Regions from separate parts of the Homo sapiens genome. Here region 2 is linked to region 1. A link is a loop called in an ENCODE intact Hi-C map of the cell type or tissue named here. Cell type or tissue: HepG2. All regions are shown on one strand. Links, peaks and the distances in the headings refer to the core of each region. The heading gives the core; the rest is flanking DNA.

What was found. Hi-C counts contacts between places; a loop is a spot of excess contacts. Peaks named below come from ENCODE experiments on the same cell type or tissue, not always from the same donor. Only the 100,000 strongest peaks of a DNase experiment are listed, where the experiment ranks them.
Region 2: it touches region 1 in a loop (20-fold over the local background); 16 of 110 quality-filtered maps call a loop at or near these places.

Annotation. Positions count from the first base shown.
Region 1 is chr12:11,025,299-11,035,497 of GRCh38, forward strand. PRH1-TAS2R14 (PRH1-TAS2R14 readthrough) reads right to left here. Exons shown (of 5, transcript NM_001316893.2): 3 at 9,484-9,587. It overlaps TAS2R31 (taste 2 receptor member 31), which reads right to left and starts at 6,109. Exons shown (of 1, transcript NM_176885.2): 1 at 5,089-6,109. The coding sequence starts at 6,037. The coding sequence ends at 5,108. PRH1-PRR4 (PRH1-PRR4 readthrough) reads right to left here. Exons shown (of 10, transcript NR_037918.2): 3 at 9,484-9,587. It also overlaps a transcript of PRH1 not described here. In HepG2, for the core only: no CTCF peak of the experiment used is centred there; no DNase peak of the experiment used is centred there.
Region 2 is chr12:11,086,280-11,096,478 of GRCh38, forward strand. All of the region lies in intron 1 of PRH1-TAS2R14 (PRH1-TAS2R14 readthrough), which reads right to left. TAS2R43 (taste 2 receptor member 43) reads right to left here and starts at 6,034. Exons shown (of 1, transcript NM_176884.2): 1 at 5,008-6,034. The coding sequence starts at 5,950. The coding sequence ends at 5,021. The region is part of intron 1 of PRH1-PRR4 (PRH1-PRR4 readthrough); the gene reads right to left. It also overlaps a transcript of PRH1 not described here. In HepG2, for the core only: no CTCF peak of the experiment used is centred there; no DNase peak of the experiment used is centred there.

The sequences.
Region 1 (10,199 bases), core at 789-8,788:
TCTGAAAAATATCATTTTCAATTTCTGTTTATGAAGGTCTACTACTCTTTGGAAACACATTGAAGACATGATTCCCATTAATCCATTGAATTCCTGCTTCCATGTTTTCTGTTAAAATCAGGTTGTATTTAGAATACAGTTCTTTTCAACATACTCTATCTTCTACCTCTAGCTACTTTTCAGATTTTCTATTGGTCTTTTGCGTCCTGTATTATTTTATGTTAATTTGGTTTTAGTTATCATGCCTGAAGTTTGAGATTACTAAAAATATATTCAGGGATACATTTTATACCTTTTGGAAAAATCCTTGCAACATTTCTCTTGCTCTATTTTCTCTCCTCTAATCTTACAGAACTCCAGAAGTATGTTAGGTGTTCTGTCTGTAGCATCAATGTGTTACCCTCTAGCTCTGTGTATTTCCATCTCTTCCCTTCTATGCTTCATTCTGTGTAGCTATCTTCCAATTCACTTATTCTCTCTTGTACTGTATCCAACTGGTTAACTCTGTCTATTGGATTCTCAATATTGATAATTCATTTTTTCAGTCTTATTGTTTTAGTGTTCAGAATAATCTTTTATTCTCCTTCCATAAATCATTTTCTATGGGGAAACTGAACAAACTACTCTTAACACCATGTTCTTTTTAAAAGTGTTTTTGACTTTTGGAGTTTTTAGTTTTTTGTTTTACTCGATACTGTTTTACTTGATGTTTAAGATACCGGTGAGAACTTATACTTGTTTTTTTTTCTTCTTCTGAGACACAGTCTCCCTCTGTTACCCAAGCTGGAGTACAGTGGCAGGATCATAGTCCACTGCAGCCTGGAACTCCTGCGCTCAAGCAATCCTCCTGCCTCAGCTTCCCAAGTATTTGGAACTATAGGCATGCACCAACACACCAGCTAATTTTTTAAATTTTTTGTACAGACGGAGTTTCCACATGTTGTGAAGGGAACTCCTGCTCTCAAGGGATCCTCCCACCTTCGCCTCCCAAAGTGCTAGGACTGCAGGCATGAGCCATCACATCCAGCCTGCAGGGGGAGTTTTTGAAGGTCAGATACTACCTAGAGCTTCGGCTCATGTCCATTCCAAGGTGGAGCTAATCAGTTTGTAGTTACTACCTCTTCCTGAAAGTATAATTGAAATAGATATGTATGGCAGCCGGCAGGACTCACATTCTTCGTGAACTGTAGAGTAAAGGACATTATTATAGCAGGACCAAAGGGAAGCCTCTGAAATTCTCCTCTACTGGCAACAAAATATATAAAATATAATAACCGCATTCCCTAAGGAATGGAACTGGTCAGTGCCGTGACAAAACACTTGAAAGTTACAGGGGATGGTAGTCCTTTCTATAAGCCGATTCACTAAACCTATCTGGCCTCTATCAAAACCAGACGGGTTATAGAATGAATGCAGACTACCAGAAACTTAAATCAACACTCACAAATGCTTTCCAGGATGTGCTGTCTTCACTAAGCAGAGCAGAGCTTCTGGTACTTTTTACTGGGCTTGTGATTTGCTGAATGGTTCTTAATCTACACCCATTATGAGGAAAAATCAAAACAATTTGCCTTGTATCATAATAATAACACTGTGTCACTGTTTTATATCACGGCTATGTCACTTCTGTTTAATTTACATTTTTTAAAACATCGTGATTATTTAATATATTAATAATATTACAGACCAGGCCCTGTGGCACATGACTGTAATCCCATCATTTTAGGAGGCCGACACGGGAAGATCATTTGAGCCCAGGATTTTGAGACCAGCCTGGGTAACACTGTGAAATCCTAGCCCTACAGAAAATACAAAAATTAGCCAGGCGTGATGTTGTGCCCCTGCAGTCCCAGCTGCTAGCAATGCAGAGGTGGGGGAATCACTTGAGCCCAGAAGGTTGAGGCTGTAATGAGCTGTGATCCTGCCACTGAACTCCAGCCTCAGGGACAGAATGAGACCCTGTCTCAAAATAATAGCAATAATAATAATAATATATTACTTGGTACAATAATCAGGAAGTGGCAAGTTTCTTAACTATAGTAAAATACTCTAACGATGAATGGAAGTAAAATACCAGAAGAAAAGAAATCAACCTGAGAAGATTCAGGGACCTACAGCATAGGTGATGTTTTAAAGCATTCAGTGTCCCTAGACCACACGTTGAAACAATCTTTTTTACAGTATATGGCATGTTGCTCTCTCTATAAATTTCCTATCACTACAAAAGAGACACAATGTTTTGGGGGCCTATTGGGATTTTGGAGACAACATATTCCACATTTGAGAATATTGCTCTGACTCATTAATGAAGTTTCCCAGGCTGCTGGTCTCAAGTGGAATCCAGAACAAATGAGGGCTCTACAGAAGATATAGACTCTGCTCCAAGCTGCTCTGGCCACTGAGCCAGATGATCCAGCAGGATTCAAAGATGCTAGAACATACATAGTGGTCATTATAGGACTCTGTGCATGTCTCTGACAAGCCTGTTGGAGAGGGGAGAGCAAATCCCTATGGAATTAGTGTAAGACCATTCTCTCTTCAGCAGACAAGTATCCTCTGTCTGACAAACAAAATAGCAAGTGCAGAATATTAATCCAAGCATAGAGTCCCTCTAAGCACAAGTCCCTATAAGCACAAAACCCTATGCAACTGTGGACGTCATATGCTCATAAAGCCAGCCATGACTGGAGGGTATGAGCACGCCTCAGTGGCACAAGGAGTGGCGGTACTGGACACAAACATGTGCTTTCTCAGATTCTCTTCACTATGTCCAATTCCCCTGGCCAGCACCTTGCCTGATCCAGGTCATCCTTCTATTTGGGACTTGAATGCATCACCACACTGTGGGCATGAGGTCTGACTTTCATGACCACCACCAAGGGACTGGATGATGTAAGACAGAACAGCAGAGATGATAGTTCTGCCTCAAGGAAACCCTGACCAATAGGAAATAGAAGACTAATGACAGATGAGCAGATACATTCTCCCTCCTCTCTCTCTTCCATGGACTAATGCCAGCTGTGGTTTCCCCTTGTAGCCCTTCTGGAAAAGTGCTGGAAGCCAAGTACATGCATCTGATGACCATCATGCTGTCTCTCTCACCTCACTGTGAAGTGGCTGCCATCAGGGTCATACCAGACATCACCACACATTGTTTCACATTTGTTCCGGTCTCAATTTCCACACGTCCTTGCCATTTTTGTCTTGAACTTGACTTCTAAATAAATGGTAGCACTTCAATAACAGGTATTACATTAAAAACATTTTGGTAAAGTAGCTGGTTACTAACTCAATTTTTTGAAATGAAATGTCATTTTTGTTTAAATAATCAACTAGAAAATATCATAATACAAATAATTGACAATAGAAAAAAATACATATTCAAATAGACCAAAGTTGTTTATATGATTTTTCAAACTATTATAATAGGTGCCATCTAATTTTGGTGTTCTACCTTGTCTCCAACTCAGACACCTGATACAGCTGCATCAAGACTATATTATTGTCATATTTCCCCTAAAATTGTGGAATAGCCAAACTTTTCCTTAGGAGAAGGATTCTGCTTGGATAAGCCTGTAATCTTAACCTGAGACTGGAACAGGGGAATTCATGCAACTGCAGATTTTGTGTGAGTTTCCTTTTCACTGGTTTACCACATCAACTTATCCATTTTAGCCACCCATTTATTTGTTCATTAAAGTATCATTTTTGACCATCTATTCTTGGTGCTGGTTTCGAGTTCCTGGGAGTCAACAGAAAGCAAGACAGACATTATCTCTTTTTTTACAGTCCTTACATTGTACTGAGGAAGATATATGATTAAAAAAATACACAAATCAGGTGGGGGGATGATTCATCTTAAGGTTTAAATCACATTGTTTAAATTTCATAACACCAAGAATTAATACAGTCAAGTAGAATTTAGCTGTGAACAAGACTGTACATTTCTTTCTTATAATAGAACTTCCTATTAAAGAATATGTCAACACCCTTTCATTTCATCATTGATGACAAAATTACAACGTTAAGGCTCATCTCATAATTAATACACAGATTTCATAGATACTTTTTTAACATTTACAAAAAGTTTGACTGAAATATTTTCCACAATTTATATATTATATTTACATTGATTTTATTTTTCAAAAAGAGAGGATTTGAGTTCTCTTATCTGAAGTTTAGAAGGAATTTCATAAATGGAAGGTAAGGATATAATTAGCAATTCAGGGGCTTAAAAGTGCTTTAGAAAGAATACTAAAATAATTTGCATGAGATCTCAACTTCAAAAACAGCTTTTCTTTAATTCAAAAGCGGAAGAAATGACGTTTCTAACTGCATATGCATAACTGATGATACCAATCCAGATCATGATCATGATATTTCATCCCTTTATTAGAGAAGGGATTTTTTCCTAAGCTATTCACATATGAAATCTAATATTCCTCAGTACCGCTTATGGTAGACATACATTAAATTTACTCTGCATATGCTTCTCACTCAAATTCTACTGTGTGCATTCTTTTCTAACAATAATTCTCATTGCTTTTTACTAAACATAAAATAGAAATTCATAATGGAATAAAACACCAAAGATACATCCTCATTATTGATTTAGAATTGAATGACTTTACCATCCAATAAATTCGAGGTTCAAGCAATGAATTCTAAGCACAATGTGGTGTATTCCTGTGGTTCAAATAACAATAGAAAAGAGCAATATTTATCCTGGGATAAGCTGTTACTTCTTAATAATTATAAATAGACATCATAAATTCTACAAATGAAATATAAAATACATGAATGAAATATACATGGCTTCAAAATTCTAAGAAATTTTTGTCATATTTTGTATAATTTGGCAGTTTGTATGAAAAAAACAGAAAAGAGCATGTTATTGTCAATGTTCTTAAGTTTTCATACACACATAAACACACACATATATATATTTTTTTTTCTAGACTAATATTAGGTCAAAGGCTTTTCTAGGTATACGTTGGGAAATTATTCATACACATACAGTATAGAAAAACCAGTAAGAAATATAAAATGTTTCATACACCACCAGTTTGTTTTCTGCTAGAAGACACACAATGCCCCTCTCATGAATCTATGGAGATGAAGGCTTCTCTCCTTTCACCCAGTACCTCACTTGCCGCAAAACTGAAAGAAAAGTCTGCTTTAGCTTCTTGTTTCCCCAAATCAGGATGAATGGGTGGATTGAAGGATAGCTGAATCTAATAGCTTTGCAGAACATGAAGACAGGTTTGTTTTCCAGACTCCCAAAACTCCAAACTGATATCATTATGGACAGAAAGTAAACGGCACATAACAAGAGGAAAAAGATCACAGTTTGCAAAGCTTTTATGTGGACCTTGGTGCTGGGATCTTGAGATCCTTTACCATGGAGCTGCATCTTCTTGAGATGTTTACACAGAGAACAGATTAACAGCAAAAAACATAGCAGGGTCAGAGTGAAGGGCACTAAGTTTCCTAGCGTGGTTACAGTCGCATCTGAAAGGTACACTGCACTCCTCAATTTGATCTTCCAAGTCAAGTTTCCTTCATATTCTTTTGTCCGTACAATCTCTTTCATGTTTATCACAAAAAGTTGACAAGCCAAAAATAGTAAAGGCCCCAACAGCATCACCAGAATGACACTCTTAACTCTCCTCTTTAAGTGAAGAAAAATAAGGTTGGAGAAATTGGCAATCTTGAGCAAATAAAATATGCTGAGGCTAGTAGCAAGCCAGTTGCTGAAATGGCCGGTTACTGCCCAGACATTATAAGCAGTAGTTCTTACTTCTACACTATAAAAAGCTGGATTAAACACAGTTGAATACCAATTTAATAATAATACCCAGAGCAAACCAACTCTGGAGACCGCCAGAGCAGTGAGAATCTGGTCAGCAAAAGAGATCTTTTGTCTCTTGACCCGCTCAATGGAATTTACCAATGCTATGAAGCCATTAGCAAAATTTCCAATAACAAATAGAACCACTACCACACTGGAAAAAATGATGGGTATAAAAGTTGTCATGTCTGAACAGACAAAAAAAAATTGTTTTAATGCTGGTGTTGTGTCCGGAGTTGGTTCCTGCAGGTGGGTTCGTGGTCTCCCTGACTTCAAAAATGGAGCCACCGACCTTCACGGTGAGTGTTGCTGCTCTTAAAGATGGCATGGACCCAAAGAGTGAGCAACAGCAAGGTTTATTGAGAAGAGAGAAAGGACAAAGCTTCCACCGGGAGGAAGGCGACCCAGGCAGGTTGCTGCTGCTGGCTGAAGCCATGAGCTTTTATTCCCTTATTTGTCCCCTCCCATTTTCCTTTTTTTGTCCTATCAGAGTGCCCTTTTTTCAATCCTCCCTGCCATTGGCTACTTTTAGGATCCTGTTGCTTGGTGTATTTTAGAGCGATTGGTGCATTTTACAATCCTCTTGCTAGCTACAGAGCGCTGATTGCTGTGGTTTTACAGTGCACTGTTTGGTGCATTTTACAATCCCCTTGCTAGCTACAGAAACGTTCTCCAAGTCCCCACTCGATTCAGAAAGTATAGCTCGCTTCATCTCTCAATGTAATATAACTGGGTGTGATTGCTTGAATATCCTGACCTTAAATTCTATATGCACCTGATTTGTGAATGTGCTGTGACATTCTTTTTACTTTTAATTGTTGTGACCAGTGTCAAGCCAGAAATAACCATGGCATGTTAACTGATGAGTTCAATGATCTCTTTATGGAAAACATTCTTATTTTCAAACAACTCAAATTAACTCATTCATTCACTGTCTGTTCTTGTTATAGGCTGGAATTATTCACACTGAAATTGACGTGAAACCTGAATCCTCATTTGCTAGTACGCAAATAGGGACATATTCACTTTCAGTGTTTGCAATTTTTCCTTGTGTAACCTCTCCATCATTTATCTTTAGTGACTTCAGTTGTTAGGGAAGTTTTGTAACTCAATATATATATCATATAGTAAATATCTAAATTCTCAAAGGGAGCTTGGTCATAACTAAGATCATCACCAATGCGGACTTTTTTAAATCACAGATTTAAATACACAGAATCCTAACTGCTTTTATCAAAGGCATCTCAGATTTTCTTGAGAACCACAGGCAGGCCACTACTCCATAAGATCTGGTTGCTGCTAACACTTTCGTATAACTTCATTATTCACAAACTCATAAATATGCACACAAATATACACATGTGCACACCACTTATGAATGGAACAAATTATTTTCTTGTAATTTCCAAAATAAAAAATGAGTTTCCAAGAGGCTGTGCAGATGAAATTAGTCCTATTTTCCCACTCAGGGTTTTCAGCCCATGAATAATATTTATTTATCAAAAACATTATCTCTAATTCTTAGGACTTGGTAAAGTTTCTCTCAAGTCTAATGTTTAAATATTATTATAAAAAATATTTAGCAATTTTATAAGAATTCCTCAGTACCAGACCCTTTGATATATAATCCTGCAGTATCCTATCACAGGAAGACTGACTACCTTGCCCCTGAACTTGGAGTTCAATCATTTCACTTACTTTGATAAACAGAAAATTACTACAGTTTGCATAGAGATTTGAGATGGCTTCCATACTGGGGATTCTTCTTCTTTCCATTTACCATAAGAGTATGGCCTATCTAGTACACTGTTCCCAGAAGAAGAATGAGAAACTAATGACGTGAGATTGCTGCCACCTGATCCAGATTAAATTGGCAAAACTCTAACGTCCTCCAAGATGTAGAATTTGGCCCATCTCAAATCACCACAGCCATCCACCAAACCCAGCTTAGAAAAATAAAATCCAGGCCCAGCGCAGGCGAGGTTGAGGAAGGCAGATTACGAGGTCAAGAGATGGAGACCATCCTGGCCAACATGGTGAAACCCCATCTCTACTAAAAATACAAAAATTAGCAGGGCATGGTGGTGTGCACCTGTATTCCCAGCTACTCGGGAGGCTGAGGCAGGAGAATGGCATGAACCCGGGAGGCGGAGGTTGCAGTGAACTGAGATTATGCCACTGCACTCCAGCCTGGGCGACACAGCAAGACTCTGTCAAAAAACAAAACAAAACAAAACAAAACAAAACAAAACAAAAAACCAACATCAAACGACATGTGAGATATAAATATCTAATGTAGTTTTGAAGGGTCTTCTCCTGCAGAGAAACATAACTGATAAAAGAACTCTTAAACCAAGAGTGTGGGAAATATGTACAACCTTGTTGTGTCAGGAATTCAGGAGCCGAAAGAAAAAATAGATGGGGAATGGCAAAGGTTTGTCCTGTGAGGTCGATAATTAAGGCTAGAAGAAATCCTTTGGAAAGATCTGGGGGTGGCAGATAACATCATCTCAAATTTCCTCATGTTGCAACTAAATAAGAAAGTTCCTATTTCAACTATCTTAGAGTTGTATAGGAATGTATACAAATAATTGATATTTCCCTTCAGTATATAATGAGACGAGTAATAATAATTTCTATGAGATATTTCTCCTAATTACAAATTTGTATATTAAAGTTATAATGCGCACTTAGAAATGAACCAATACAAAAATGGGAAATACCACAGTGTATCATAAACACTCAAGTAACCATGATGCAGGGCAAGACAAGGAACACCTAAAACAGGCTAGATCCACCTCCATTCCACTTTCCAAGTCCCTAAACCCTTCTTCGCATCTCCTGATATAAGCAATATCCATAATTTATAATGGTTATTTCCTCAATTTTCTTCATACTTTACCAACTAGGTATGCAACCCTAAACTCCATCGCTTGGTCTAGCCTACTTTGAACGCTGTATAGGTGCAATCCTACATGTTCCTCTTGTTTGTGGCTTCCTGAACTCAACATTATGTTTCTGAAATTTAGTCACATAGTTGCAAGCACATGTGATTTTTTTTCACTTCTCTATATTGTTCCATTGCATGGAATTACTGTAATGATTCATCCAACCTTAATATGTATTTGGCCAGTTTCTTTTTTGAACAGTTATGAATAATTCTACTAGAACATTCTTTCATATATCATTTGATACAATTCCTTTGCATATATACCTATGAGTAGAATTATATTATCATTGTTCAAAATCTCCTCATAGACATAGAAAAGTTCAGAAAATAATTTAACTAAACTTACTCCTGTCACCTTTACCTCCATTCTATTTTTTGCCATTTGCATATGTCTTATCAATTGTATAATTACCCCAACAAGACATTATTATTTTCTAAACATTCATTTAGAATTATGCACATATTTACCACTTTCATTAATTTGTATTCCTTCTTGCATATTCAACTTAATATTTTCAATAAGACCCTTTATTGGCCAGGCAGGGTAGCTCACACCCATAATCCCAACATTTTGTAAGGCTGGGGCAGGAGCACCCAGGAGTTCAAGACCAGCCTGTGCAACACAGTAAAACTGCCTCTACAATGAATGAAAAAGTTAGTCAGGCATAGTGAAGCTACTCACAAGGCTGAGGTGGGAGGATGGTTTGAGCCCAGGAGTTCCAGACTGCAGTAAGCCATGATCCTACCACTGAACTCCAGCCTGGATAACAGAGTGAGACTCCAACTCTACCAACAAAAATAATAATAATAATATTAATAATAATTTTTCTTCTATCTGAAAAGATGTATTTTAAGTTTCTGTTTATCAAGATCTATTCTACTTTTGAAATACACTGAAGACATGAATCCATTGAACTCTAGCTTTATTTTTGTCTGTTGAAAATCAGCTTGTCGTTTAGACAGTTATTCCCTTTAACATAATCTATCTTTTCCTCTAGTTACTTTTCAGGTTTTCTATTGGTCTTTGATGTCCTGTCATTTTATGTTAATTTGGTTTTAGTTATCGTGTCTGAAGTCTGATAGTTTCTAAAAATATATGAACTGATATACTTTATCACTTTTGGAAAAATCTCCACATTGCTTCTGCCCCATTTGTTCTCTTCTAATTTTCGGGAACTGCAGAAGTATGTTAGTTGTTCTGATTGTAGCTTCACTGTCTCTGACCCTCTAGCCTTATATTTTCTATCTATTCGTCTCTTTATCTTCATTCTGGGTAGTTATCTTCAAATTCACTAATTCTTTCTTATGTTTAACTGGTTTTTAACTCTATTGGATTCTCAAAATTGATTACTCTTTTTGTTTTTGTCTTATTGTTTTAGAAGTAGAAATGAACTTTTG
Region 2 (10,199 bases), core at 905-8,904, 61 kb after region 1:
TTAGTTATTTAATGAAAATATTCAGCAATTTTATAACTATTCCTCGGACACTTAAAAAACGTGTTCCATTGAAGAGTCTACACTTCTCTGTGTATGAATATTCAGGTTTATTTTTCCCTATTTAATTTATTTTTGATTATGAAATGGTTTAAAATAGATGTTAAAATCAGTCTCCAATCTTGGATTTTATTTCTTTTCAGTTTTTATAGTATAATGGTTTCTAAGAGGGGATCTTGAAGTCAGACTGCCAAGACAGGAAACCAGATTCCCTGCTTCATATAACTATGATGTGAGACTCCATTTTACAACTACTGCCTGCCTCAGTATAATTACCTATAAAAAGGAGACGATAGGCCGGGTGCGGTGGCTCAGGCCTGTAATCCCAGCACTTTGGGAGGCTGAGGCAGGTGCATCACCTGAGGTCAGGAGTTTGAAACCAGCATGGCCAACACGGTGAAACCCTGTCTCCACTAAAAATACAAAAAGTAGCCAGGTGTGGTGGCACATGCATAAAATCCCAGCTACTCAGGTGGCTGTGGCAGAAAAATCATTGGAACCCAGGAGTGGGGGGTTGTAGTTAGTTGAGATCATGCCACTCCACTCCAGTGGGGAGACCGTGCAAACTCCATCTCAAAAACACCACCACCACCAACAAAGGGCGATGAAAATACAACTGTCTTTGGTTAATTTTGTTAGGAGTTAATATACTATTTGTATTACTACTTTCAAGTTTACCTCTTATAGGCAGGAACCAAAGATTGTTCATTATCGATTCGATACTGTTTTACTTGATATTTAAGATACCAGTGAGAAGTTAAACTTGTTTTTTTTTTTTCTTCTGAGACACAGTCTCCCTCTGTTACCCAAGCTGGAGTACAGTGGCACAATCATAGCCCACTGCAGCCTTGAACTCCTGGGCTCAAGCAATCCTCCTGCCTCAGCTTCCCAAGTATTTGGGACTATAGGCATGCACCAACATGCCAGCTAATTTTTTAAATTTTTTGTAGAGATGGAGTTTCCATATGTTGCAAAGGGAACTCCTGCTCTCAAGGGGTCCTCCCACCTTGGCCTCCCAAAGTAGTAGGACTACAGGCATGAGCCATGACATCCAGCCTGCATTGAGAGTTTCTGAAGGTCAGATGCTACCTAGAGCTTTGGCTCATGTCCATCCCAAGGTGGAGCTAATCAGTTTGTAGTTATTACCTCTTCCTGAAAGTGTAACTGAAATGGATATGCATGGCAGCTGGCAGGACACTCACATTATTCGTGAACTGTGGAGTAAGGGACATTATTATAGCAGGACCAAAGGGAAGCCTCTGAAATTCTCCTCTACTGGCAACACAATGTACAAAATATAATAACCGCATTCCCTAAGGAATGGAACTGGTCACTGCCATGACAAAACACTTGCAAGTTACAGGGGATGGTAGTCCTTTCTATAACCTGATTCACTTAACCTATCTGGCCTCTACCAAAACCAGATGGATTACAGAATCAATGCAGACTACCATGAACTTAAATAAACACTCACAAATGCTTTCCAGGATGTGCTGTCTTCACTAAGCAGAGCAGAGCTTCTGGTACTTTTTACCGGGCTTGTGATTTGGTGAATGGTTCTTAATCTACACCCATTATGAGGAAAAATCAAAACAATTTGCCTCGTTTTATAATAATAATAACACTGTCACTGTTTTATATCATGGCTATGTCACTTCTGTTCTCAGTTTAATTTACATTTTTTAAAACATCGTGATTATTTAATATATTAATAATATTACAGACCAGGCCCTGTGGCACATGACTGTAATGCCATCATTTTAGGAGGCCGACACGGGAAGATCATTTGAGCCCAGGAGTTTGAGACCAGCCTGGGTAACACGGTGAAATCCTAGCCCTACAGAAAATACAAAAATTAGCCAGGCGTGATGTTGTGCCCCTGCAGTCCCAGCTGCTAGCAATGCAGAGGTGGGGGAATCACTTGAGCCCAGAAGGTTGAGGCTGTAATGAGCTGTGATCCTGCCACTGAACTCCAGCCTCAGGGACAGAATGAGACCCTGTCTCAAAATAATAGCAATAATAATAATAATATATTACTTGGTACAATAATCAGGAAGTGGCAAGTTTCTTAACTATAGTAAAATACTCTAACGATGAATGGAAGTAAAATACCAGAAGAAAAGAAATCAACCTGAGAAGATTCAGGGACCTACAGCATAGGTGATGTTTTAAAGCATTCAGTGTCCCTAGACCACACGTTGAAACAATCTTTTTTACAGTATATGGCATGTTGCTCTCTCTATAAATTTCCTATCACTACAAAAGAGACCCAGTATTTTGGGGGCCTATTGGGATTTTGGAGACAACATATTCCACATTTGAGAATATAGCTCTGACTCATTAATGAAGTTTCCCAGGCTACTGGTCTCAAGCAGAATCCAGAACAAAAGTGGGCTCTACAGAAGATATGGACTCTGCTCCAAGCTGCTCTGGCCACTGTGCCAGATGATCCAGCAGGATTCAAAGATGCTAGAAACATACATAGTGGTCATTATAGGACTCTGTGCATGTCTCTGACAAGCCTGTAGGAGACAGGAGAGCAAATCCCTATGGAATTAGTGCAAGAACATTCCCTCTTCAGCAGAGGAGTATCCTCTGTGTGAAAAACAAAACAGCAAGTGGAGAACATTAATCCAAGCATAGAGTCCCTCTAAACACAAGTCCCTATAAGCACAAAACCCTATGCAACTGTGGACGTCATATGCTCATAAAGCCAGCCATGACTGGAGGGTATGAGCACGCCTCAGTGGCACAAGGAGTGATGGTATTGGACACAAACATGTGCTTTCTTAGATTCCCTTCACTATGTCCTATTCCCCTGGCTAGTACCTTGCCCGATCCAGGTCATCATTCCATTTGGGACTTGAATGCATCACCACACTGTGGGCATAAGGTATGACTTTCATGACCACCACCAAGGGACTGGATGATGGAAGACAGAACAACAGAGATGATAGTTCTGCCTCAAGGAAACCCTGACCAATAAGAAATAGAAGACTAATGACAGCCGAGCAGATACATTCTCCCTCCTCTCTCACTTCCACGGACTAATGCCAGCTGTGGTTTCCCCCTGTAGCCCTTCTGGAAAAAGTGCTGGAAGCCAAGTACACGCATCTGATGACCGTCATGCTGTCTCTCTCACCTCACTGTGAAGTGGCTGCCAGCAGAGCCATACCAGACATCACCACACATTGTTTCACATTTCTTCCTGTCTCAATTTCCACACGTCCTTGCCATTTTTGTCTTGAATTTGACTTCTAAATAAATGTTAGCACTTTAATAACAGGTATTACATTAAAAACATTTTGGTAAAGTAGCTGGTTACTAACTCAATTTTTTGAAATGAAATGCCATTTTATTTAAATAGTCAACTAGAAAATATCATAATACAAATATATAATTCACAATAGAAAAAAAATTCAAATAGACCAAAGTTGTTTATATGATTTTTCAAACTATTGTAATAGGTGCCATCTAATTTTGATGTTCTACCTTGTCTCCAACTCAGACACCTGATACAGCTGCATCAAGACTATATTATTGTGATATTTCCCCTAAAATTGTGGAATAGCCAAACTTTTCCTTAGAGGAAGGATTCTGCTTGGATAAGCCTGTAATCTTAACCTGAGACCGGAACAGGGGAATTCATGCAACTGCAGATTTTGTGATGAGTTTCCTTTTCATTGGTTTACCACATCAGCTTACCCATTTTAGCCACCCATTTATTTGTTCATTAAAGTATTAATGAACGTAATAGAATTTAGCTGTGAACAGGACTGTACATTTCTTTCTTATAATAGAACTTCCTATTAAAGAATATGTCAACACCCTTTCATTTCATCATTGATGACAAAATTACAAAGTTACGGCTCATCCCATAATTAATACATAGGGTTCACAGATACTATTTTAACATTTACAAAAAGTTTGACTGAAATATTTTCCACAATTTCTATACTATATTTACATTGATTTTATTTTTCAAAAAGAGAGGATTTGAGTTCTCTTATCTGAAGTTTAGAAGGAATTTTACAAACGGAAGGTAAGGATATAATTAGCAAATCAGGGGCTTAAAAGTGCTTTAGAAAGAATACTAAAATAATTTACATGAGATCTCAACTTCAAAAACAGATTTTCTTTAATTCAAAAGCGGAAGAAATGACGTTTCTAACTGCATATGCATAACTGATGATACCAATCAAGATCATGATCATGATGTTTCATCCCTTTATTAGAGAAGGAATTTTTTCCTAAGCTATTCACATATGAAATCTAATATTCCTCAGTACCGCTTATGGTAGACATACATTAAATTTACTCTGCATATGCTTCTCACTCAAATTCTATTGTGTGCATTGTTTTCTAACAATAATTCTCATTGCTTTTTACTAAACATAAAATAGAAATTCATAATGGAATAAAACACCGAGGATACATCCTCATTATTGATTTAGAATTGAATGACCTTACCATCCAATAAATTTGAGGTTCAAGCAATGAATTCTAAGCACAATGTGGTATATTCCTGTGGTTCAAATAACAATAGAAAAGAGCAATATTTTTCCGGGGATAAGCTCTTACTTCTTAATAATTATAAATAGACATTGCAAATTCTACAAATGAAATAAAAAATACATGAATGAAATAAACATGGCTTCAAAATTCTAAGAAGTTTTTGTCATATTTTGTATAATTTGGCAGTTTGTATGAAAAAACAGAAAAGAGCATGTTGTTGTCAATGTTAAGTTTTCATACACAAATACACACACACACACACACATATATATATATATATATATATATATATTTTCTAGACTGCCATTGGGTCAAAGACTTTTCTAGGTATACGTTTGGAAATTATTCATACACATACAGTATAGAAAAACCAGTAAGAAATATAAAATGTTTCATACACCACCAGTTTGTTTCCTGCTAGAAGATACACAATGCCCCTCTCGTGAATCTATGGAGATGAAGTCTTCTCTCCTTTCACCCAGTACCTCATTTGCCAAAAAACTGAAAGAAAAGTCTGCTTTAGCTTCTTGTTTCCCCAAATCAGGATGAATGGGTGGATTGAAGGATAGCTGAATCTAATAGCTTTGCAGAACATGAAGACAGGTTTGTTTTCCAGACTTCCAAAACTCCAAACTGATATCATTATGGACAGAAAGTAAATGGCACATAACAAGAGGAAGGAGATCACAGTTTGCAAAGCTTTTATGTGGACCTTGGTGCTGGGATCTTGAGATCCTTTACCATGGAGCTGCATCTTCTTGAGATGTTTACACAAAGAACAGATTAACAGCATAAAAGATAGTAGGGTCAGAGTGAAGGGTACTAAGTTTGCTACCATGGTTACAGTCATATTTGAAAAGTACATTGCACTCTTCAATTTGATCTTCCAAGTCATGTTTCCTTCAAATTCTTTTGTCCGCACAATCTCATTCATGTTTATCACAAAAAGATGACAAGCCAAAAATAGCAAAGGCCCCAACAACATCACCAGAATGACACTCTTAACTCTCCTCTTTAAGTGAAGAAAAATAAAGTTGGAGAAATTGGCAATCTTGAGCAAATAAAATATGCTGAGGGTAGTAGCAAGCCAGTTGCTGAAATGGTTGATCACTGCCCAGATATTATAAGCAGTAGTTCTTACTTCTACACTATTAAAAGCTGGATTCAACACAGTTGAATACCAGTTTAATAATAATACCCAGAGCAAACCAACTCTGGAGACCGCCAGAGCAGTGAGAATTTGGTCAGCAAAGGAGATCTTTTGTCTCTTGAACCACTCAATGGAATTTACCAGTGCTATGAAGCCATTAGCAAAATTTCCAATAACAAATGTAACCACTACCAGACTGGAAAAAATGATGGGTAGAAAAGTTATCATGTCTGAACAGACAAAAAAAATTTTTTTAAATGCTGGTGTTGTGTCCGGAATTGGTTCCTGCAGGTGGGTTCGTGGTCTCGCTGACTTCAAAAGGGAGCCACTGACCTTCACGGTGAGTGTTGCTGCTCTTAAAGATGGTGTGGACCCAAAGAGTGAGCAACAGCAAGGTTTATTGAGAAGAGAGAAAGGACAAAGCTTCCACAGAGTGAAAGGCAACCCAGGTAGGTTGCCGCGGCTGGCTGAAGCCATGAGCTTTTATTCCCTTATTTGTCCCCTCCCATTTTCCTTTTTTGTCCTATCAGAGTGCCCTTTTATCAATCCTCCCTCCGACTGGCTACTTTTAGGATCCTGTTGATTGGTGCATTTTAGAGCGATTGGTGCATTTTACAATCCTCTTGCTAGCTACAGAGCGCTGATTGCTGTGGTTTTACAGTGCGCTGATTGGTGCATTTTACAATCCCCTTGCTAGCTTCAGAAACGTTCTCCAAGTCCCCACAAGATTCAGGAAGTATAGCTGGCTTCATCTCTCAATCTAATAAAACTGGGTGTGATTGCTTGAATATCCTGACCTTAAATTCTATATGCACCTGATTTGTGAATGTGCTGTGACATTCTTTTTACTTTTAATTGTTGTGACCAGTGTCAAGCCAGAAATAACCATGGCATGTTAACTGATGAGTTCAATGATCTCTTTATGGAAAACATTCCTATTTTCAAACAACTCAAATTAACTCATTCATTCACTGTCTGTTCTTGTTATAGGCTGGAATTATTCACACTGAAATTGACGTGAGACCTGAATCCTCATTTGCTAGTATGCAAATAGGGACATATTCACTTTCAGTGTTTGCAATTTTTCCTTGTGTAAACTCTCCATCATTTATCTTTAGTGACTTCAGTTGTTAGGGAAGTTTTGTAACTTAATATATATATCATCCAGTAAATGTCTAAATTCTCAAAGGGAGCTTGGTCATAACTAAGATCATCACCAATGCGGACTTTTTTAAATCACAGATTTAAATACACAGAATCCTAACTGCTTTTATCAAAGGCATCTCAGATTTTCTTGAGAACCACAGGCAGGCCAATCCTCCATAAGATCTGGTTGCTGCTAATACTTTCGTATAACTTCATTATTCACAAACTCATAAATATGCACACAAATACACACGTGCACACCACTTATGAATGGAACAAATTATTTTCTTGTAATTTCCAAAATAAAAAATGAGTTTCCAAGAGGCTGTGCAGATGAAATTAGTCCTATTTTCCCGGGTTTTCAGCCCATGAATAATATTTATTTATCAAACATATCTCTAATTCTTAGGACTTGGTAAAGTTCGTCTCAAGTCTAATGTTTAAATATTTATTATTATACAAAATATTTAGCAATTTTATAACAATTCCTGAGTACCAGACCCTTTGATATAGAATCCTGCAGTATCCTCCTATCACAGGAAGACTGACTACCTTACCCCTGAACTTGGAATTCAATCATTTCACTTATTTTGATAAACAAAAAATTACTACAGTTTGCATAGAGATTTGAGATGGCTTCCATACTGGGGATTCTTCCTCTTTCCATAGAGATTTGAGATGGCTTCCATACTGGGGATTCTTCCTCTTTCCATTTACCATGAGAATATCGCCTGGCTAGTACACTGTTCCCAGAAGAAGAATGAGAAACTATTGAAGTCAGATTGCCGCCACCTGATCCAGACTAAATTGGCAAAACTCTAACGTCCTCCAAGATGCAGAATTTGGCCCATCTCAAATCACGACAGCCATCCACCAAACCTGGCTTAGAAAAATAAAATCCAGGTCCAGTGCAGGCAAGGCTGAGGAAGGCAGATTATGAGGTCAAGAGATGGAGACCATCCTGGCCAACATGGTGAAACCCCGTCTCTACTAAAAATACAAAAATTAGCAGGGCATGGTGGTGTGGGCCTGTAGCCCCAGCTACTCAGGAGGCTGAGGCAGGAGAATGGCGTGAACCCCGGAGGCGGAGGTTGCAGTAAACTGAGATCACGCCACTGCACCCCAGCCTGAGTGACAGACCAAGACTCTGTCAAAAAAAAAAAAAAAAAAAAAAAAAACCCGACGTCAAACGACATGTGAGATATAAATATCTAATGTAGGTTTGGAGGGTTTTCTCCTGCACAAAAACATAACTGATAAAAGAACTCTGCTAAACCAAGAGTGTGGGAAATATGTACATCCTTGTTGTGTCAGGAATTCAGGAGCCAAAAGAAAAAATAGATGGGGAATGGCAAAGGTTTGTCCTGTGAGATGGATAATTAAGGCTAGAAGAAATCCTTTGGAAAGATCTGGGGGTGGCAGATAACATCATCTCAAATTTTCTTATGTTGCAACTAAATAAGAAAGTTCCTATTTCAACTATCTTAGAATTGTGTAAGAATGTATACAAATATTTGATATTTCCCTTCGGTATATAATGAGATGAGTAATAATAATTTCTATATTTCTCCTAATTACAAATTTGTATATTAAAGTTATAATGCGCACTTAGAAATGAACCAATACAAAACTGGGAAATTCCACAGTGTATCATAAACACTCAAGTAACTATGATGAAGGGCAAGACAAGGAACACCTAAAACAGGCTAGATCCACCTCCATTCCACTTTCCAAGTCCCTAAACCCTTCTTCGCATCTCCTGATATAAGCAATATCCATAATTTATAATGGTTATTTCCTCAATTTTCTTCATACTTTACCAACTAGGTATGCAACCCTAAACTCCATCGCTTGGTCTAGCCTACTTTGAACGCTGTATAGGTGCAATCCTACATGTTCCTCTTGTTTGTGGCTTCCTGAACTCAACATTATGTTTCTGAAATTTAGTCACATAGTTGCAAGCACATGTGATTTTTTTTCACTTCTCTATATTGTTCCATTGCATGGAATTACTGTAATGATTCATCCAACCTTAATATGTATTTGGCCAGTTTCTTTTTTGAACAGTTATGAATAATTCTACTAGAACATTCTTTCATATATCATTTGATACAATTCCTTTGCATATATACCTATGAGTAGAATTATATTATCATTGTTCAAAATCTCCTCATAGACATAGAAAAGTTCAGAAAATAATTTAACTAAACTTACTCCTGTCACCTTTACCTCCATTCTATTTTTTGCCATTTGCATATGTCTTATCAATTGTATAATTACCCCAACAAGACATTATTATTTTCTAAACATTCATTTAGAATTATGCACATATTTACCACTTTCATTAATTTGTATTCCTTCTTGCATATTCAACTTAATATTTTCAATAAGACCCTTTATTGGCCAGGCAGGGTAGCTCACACCCATAATCCCAACATTTTGTAAGGCTGGGGCAGGAGCACCCAGGAGTTCAAGACCAGCCTGTGCAACACAGCAAAACTGCCTCTACAATGAATGAAAAAGTTAGTCAGGCATAGTGAAGCTACTCACAAGGCTGAGGTGGGAGGATGGTTTGAGCCCAGGAGTTCCAGACTGCAGTAAGCCATGATCCTACCACTGAACTCCAGCGTGGACAACAGAGTGAGAATCCAACTCTACCAACAAAAATAATAATAATAATAATTTTTCTTTTATCTGAAAAGATATATTTTAAATTTCTGTTTATCAAGATCTATTCTACTTTTGAAATACACTGAAGACATGAATCCATTGAACTCTAGCTTTATTTTTGTCTGTTGAAAATCAGCTTGTCGTTTAGACAGTTATTCCCTTTAACATAATCTATCTTTTCCTCTAGTTACTTTTCAGGTTTTCTATTGGTCTTTGATGTCCTGTCATTTTATGTTAATTTGGTTTTAGTTATCGTGTCTGAAGTCTGATAGTTTCTAAAAATATATGAACTGATATACTTTATCACTTTTGGAAAAATCTCCACATTGCTTCTGCCCCATTTGCTCTCTTCTAATCTTCTGGAACTGCAGAAGTATGTTAGTTGTTCTGATTGTAGCTTCACTGTCTGTGGCCCTCTAGCCTTATATTTTCTACCTCTTGATCTCTTTATGCTTCATTCTGGGTAGTTATCTTCCAATTCACTAATTCTTTCTTATGTTTAACTGGTTGTTAACGCTATTGGATTCTCAAAATTGATGACCCTTTTTTTTGTCTTATTGTTTTAGAGGTAGAAATGAACTTTTTGTTCTCCTTATATAAATCGTTTTCTAACGGAGAAACTAAACCAATATTCCTAAAATCAAGTTATTAAAAAAAGTTT